Linked DNA regions of Homo sapiens: region 2 is linked to region 1. The links are chromatin loops, found by intact Hi-C in ENCODE. Cell type or tissue: B cell. All regions are shown on one strand.

The links. Peaks named below come from ENCODE experiments on the same cell type or tissue, not always from the same donor. Only the 100,000 strongest peaks of a DNase experiment are listed, where the experiment ranks them.
Region 2: it touches region 1 in a loop (9-fold over the local background); 1 of 110 quality-filtered maps calls a loop at or near these places.

The regions. Positions count from the first base shown.
Region 1 is chr11:59,272,622-59,275,121 of GRCh38, reverse strand. No RefSeq gene overlaps it. Among named protein-coding and RNA genes, the nearest start is that of MPEG1, 61 kb to the right of the region's middle. RefSeq lists an enhancer at 1,923-1,972. In B cell, no CTCF peak of the experiment used is centred here; DNase peaks (open chromatin) are centred at 771, 1,561 and 2,141; H3K4me3 peaks cover 1,290 bases; H3K27ac peaks cover 2,500 bases.
Region 2 is chr11:59,379,264-59,381,763 of GRCh38, reverse strand. No RefSeq gene overlaps it. Among named protein-coding and RNA genes, the nearest start is that of OR5AN1, 22 kb to the right of the region's middle. In B cell, no CTCF peak of the experiment used is centred here; a DNase peak (open chromatin) is centred at 1,113; H3K4me3 peaks cover 855 bases; H3K27ac peaks cover 1,020 bases.

The DNA.
Region 1 (2,500 bases):
CCCTGGTTTGCCACATTTGTAGCAATTAGCAGGTGCACCTAGGCGATCCTGGGGTCTGGAGGCCTGTAGAGCAGCTACTAGAGCCTCTGCCGTTTTCTTATGTCTCCTCTCTTTCTCCTGAGCCTCCTCCTGATCGCTGTTGTAAAAGACCAAGGTGATCACATTTAGGTGGTTTTCTAAAGTGCTACCTGGTCCTATGGTCTGTTTTTGTAGCTTCCTCCTGATATCAGGTGTTGCCTGAATAATAACTTTATCATATAGGATTAGTTGTCTCTCTACTGAATCAGGTGATAGAGAGGTATGCTTCATCAAGTCCTCTCTTAGCCTTTCCAGAAAGCCAGAGGGATTCTCATCTAATCTCTGGTCAATCACAGTTTTGAGTAATTGAAAGGCTTAGCTCTAGTCCTTCCTAAGCCCTCCAATATGCACACCTGAAAGTGTTTCCTCCTCCATTCTCCCATGTTATCATCATGGTCCCATTTAGGGTCCTACAATGGTATCGCCGTCTTTCCAATTGAATAAGGTGCCTTGTCTTCTCTGGCACTATATGAGGTACAAAGCTCATTTCCAAATTTCTCTGCAACTTGCAGGGAGGCTGTTTCTCCACAGTGGTCAGGGTTTGCTTTAAGAGAAATATAATGTCCTTCCAGGAGAGTTCAAATACTTGGGTTAAATCCTGGAAGGCCTTTATATACCTGCCAGGGTTGCCTGAAAATCTACCAAGAGTTCCCTTTATTTGTCTTAAGTCTTGTAGAGAAAAGGGAACCTGTACCTTAATAGGGCCATATTCACAAGGCATTTCTTGTATGGGCATCAGGGAGGCTGGCACTCACCTAGAACAAAAATGTCTATGGTGGGGCAAGTTTAAGGGGGGACCTGGACAGGGTCGATAGGATTGACCCAGAGAACTGGCTTCAGGGGCTGGCGCCTTTTCTGTGGGCGTTCTAGGGTTTGTTTCCCTGGTCCACTAGGACTGTCCTTTGTGGGGTTTTTTGATATAACAATTAGGAGGGCTGGGTGAACTTTACAGTGTTAACAGAGGTCTGGGTTATCCTGGGTGAGCCCCTAAGAAATGTTGCAGTTTCCTTACTCTGTATTTTAGTAAGTTCCAAGTTCTTGTCTCGTGGCCACGAAGAAAGAGGTATGCGGATACAGGAGGGTGGGTAAGGGAGAGTCGAGTTTTATTAAGTGACAGAAAGACAGCTCTCAGTAAAGAGAGGGGACCTGAAAGTAGGTTGCTGCTGACCAGCTCATCCAAGGGTTTTTATCCCTCCTTTCTAGAGATGTTTTTCTCATTTGCATCTTACATAACCTCCTACTTCCAAGTTCCTTCCTAGTTCCACTTCTTACTGTGCAGGTGCCTTCTTGTCCACAGTTACTCCATTGTAATTATTACCCATAGGCACTACAGAAAAGCCCAGTTGGGGGTGGGGGTGGTGGTAAAACTGCAACGTAGATGTCATGTTCATGATATTATAATAAGCTGGGTCAAGTTAAGGACATTTAGTTGATTTATTGTGCTTGTGCCTAAGTTGAGACAGTCCATTCTGAGCAAACATCCTGGTATAAGAGGAAGTTCTTAACCACATCTCCACCTGCTAGCTACGTAACAGGGGAAGAATATACTTCCCTGTGGGTGTTGTTCTCTCCAGAGACTCTCCATCTCTACCTGCCTAGCCAGCCCCTAACTGCCTCCTCTCACAAAAGGTACAGTGACCGGCCCTAGGTCATGCAGAAATTTGGCTGGCAGAGGGGACAAGACCTGCATGAGGCCTAGGGACAGAACATTTTAAGGCCAAAGCCAATGCATAAAGCTGAGCCCTTACACCTGTGCTGGATGAAATCCCAACCCTACAATAAGAAGTTACTTCCTCTGACAACACCTGGGTTCACTGAAAAAAGAGGAGACAGAAAGCCTCCCGCAAACCCAGCTCAGGATGATGTGTCTTGCCTTGTAGTCAGCTTTGCCCTCCCTCAGTGGGAAAAGGGGCCAAGTTCAGTGCTGCCAGCAAACACAGGGCTGGCCTGGTGACCGCTGTTTACAGCTTGCACTGGGGCCCAGGGAAAATGGCAGGGAAGGGTCCCAACTGGGCCACTTTAAGAACACACAACCCCAAACACAAGGAAAGGGTGAAGGGACTTATTTGGGAATTTCCAGCTGGAGGAAATGGGTTTTCTTGGTTTCTGTTCTGGGGGGTCTGAGAACATGGAACTCCAGTTCATCGAGGTGTGGGGTGTATCGAGGAGGAACCAGCTTACAGGGGGCCAGCCGCAGTGCCTCAGTTCCCAAGAACAGGCCACACTCCTGGGCTCTTCCTCAGGCTTCTGGCACGGATGCCTCACAGCTGCACACTGGCACCTGAGAGACAATTACTCGGTTTTTCTGTAATGATGATTGCTATTCTGAAGATCATGTTCATGGATATACTGACAAGTTTTGACTTTTCTGTTTCTTTTAAGAAACTGTTCCGGGGAGTCCTGCATTAGAACAATGTGGGTG
Region 2 (2,500 bases), 110 kb before region 1:
TTGAATGACAAGTTAATGGGTGCAGCACACCAACATGGCACATGTATACATATGTAACAAACCTGCACATTGTGCACTTGTACCCTAAAACTTCAAGTATAATAAAAAACCACACCCTCAAAAAACCACAATAATTCTCCAGCAATAAGTGCTGAACACAAATAAATTCTAAAATTTCCAGATAAAAATTCAAAATATTGATTTTAAAGAAGCTCAATGAACTTCAAGAGAAATCTGAAAATCAATACAAAGAAATCAGAAAATCATTTTAAGATATGAATGAGTAATTTACCAAGGAGATAGATATCTTAAAAAAAAACAGTAATTCTAGAACTGAAAATTTTATTGCAAGAATTACAAAATACATTTGAAGCCTTCAAGAATAGACTAGATTAAGCACAAGGAAGAATCAGAACTTGAAGATAGGTTTTAAAAATATAATACAGTCAGATAAAAATAAAATAGAATAAACAAAGCCTTCAAGACTTTTAAGACTATCTAAAATGACCTAAATAATAAATTATTGGTATTCCTGAGGAAAAAAGGTTAAGAAATTTATTAATGAAATAATGTATAAAAACCTCCCAAGTGTATCAAGAAATTCAGACATCTGAATAAAAGAAGCTCAGTGATCCCCAGAAAATTACAATGCCTAAATGAGTTTGCCATAGCATATTATTAGACTATCTAAAATCATATGAATGAACAAATTCTAAAATTGGCAAGAGAAAAACATCTAGTCATCTACAAAGGAAACTACTTCAGAATAACAGCAGACTTATCAGCAGAAACTTTGCTGGTAAGAAGGTAGTGAAATGACGTATTCCAAGTGTTGAAAGAAAAAAAGCAAACTAGTAGCCAAGAATTCTGTATACAGCAAGAATTAAGCTTTAGGAGAAATACTCTTTTCCAGATAAGCAAATGCTGATAGAATTTGCCACGACTAGATTGGAAATAGAAGAAATGATCAAAGGATTCCTAAACTTGAAAGTGAAAGAATGGTATTCACCATCATGAAAACACACAAACATAAAACTCATTGTTAATGCAATAATACAAAAGGGGAAGTGAAAGGAACACAATGACACCACTACAGAATTCCACAAAACCAAAAATGAACAATGAGAAAAACAGAGAAAAGAGAATGTATAAAATAACTAGACAACAATTAATAATATGACAGGAACAAAACCTCACCTATCAATACTAACCTTGAACATAAAAGAATTAAACACTGCTTTTAAAAGGTATACATTGGTAAGATGGGTTAAAAAACATGACTTAACCATAAGCTGTCTACAACAAACTCATCTTATCTGTAAAGGCACATACAGACTGAAAGTAAAGCAGTGGAAAAAGGTATTTCACACAAATGGAAACCAAGAGCAAGCAGAATTAGCTATAATTAGATAAAACAGGCTTTAAATTAAAAACAATAAAAGGATAAAGAAGATGATCATATAATGATAAAGGAAACAACTCAGCAAGAGAAAATAACAATTCTAAATAAGGAACTAGAAAAGTGAGATCAAACCAAATTCAAAATTAGCAGAAATAAAGAAATAACAATGATTACAGCAGAACTAAATGAAATAGAGACCAAAAATGATATAAAGGATAAATGAAACAAAAATTTGGTTTTTAAAATAATAAACAAAAATTGATAAGCCATTAGTGAGAATAACCAAGAGAGGACTCAAATAAAGACAATCACAAATGAAAAAGGAGATATTATAAGTAATACCACAGAAATACAAATATGTACATGAATTTAACTTATTGTTATCAAGCTGTATTACCAGCAAGCTGTGCTATCTTGGGACAATCCCTTAGCTTCTCTGGCCTCAGGTTCTCCACCTGAAATGGATAGTTTGGACTATAAGATCCCTAGGTTCCTATATCCTTTCCAGCTCAAATGACTCCAAAGTTAGTAAAGAAAATCTACAGTCACGAGACCATCATATAGACCATTGGGAAGTAGGGAATGAATCCAGTGGGGACATGGCAAAGTGGGGCATGAAATCTGTAGGGACAAAAGCTCCATGACAATGATGACACCAGAGAGCAAGTACCTGGAATGTTTTCTCCCTTGAATTGGCTTTTCCCCTTTATTCTCTGCTCTCAACGGCACGTTTAAGAAGATCTGAAGTTGTGGTCATCGCTTTTGCTGTGAGTGAACAGCAAGTTTTGTGGCCAAAATCATCCATCTTAGAGTGCAATGGGGCCCACATGGAAAATTCCTTTGTACGAGAAATAATTAATTTTAACCTTTGGCAAGAATTGTGTCTTTTTGAGGGATCTGGGTCAAGTTCACAGGGCAAGACTTAGATGGAATGGTTGCTTCTCTGCTATCTAATTATCTCTGATTCTTTCAGTAAACAAGGTTTATGGTCCTCAGTCTCTCCCATTATTCAACTCTTCTCACTTCTTTGCTTCCATTTCCCCCACCTAGGGCTTTTCCTTGAGTTCTCTTTCGCCTTACAGAAATTTTCTGACCTCA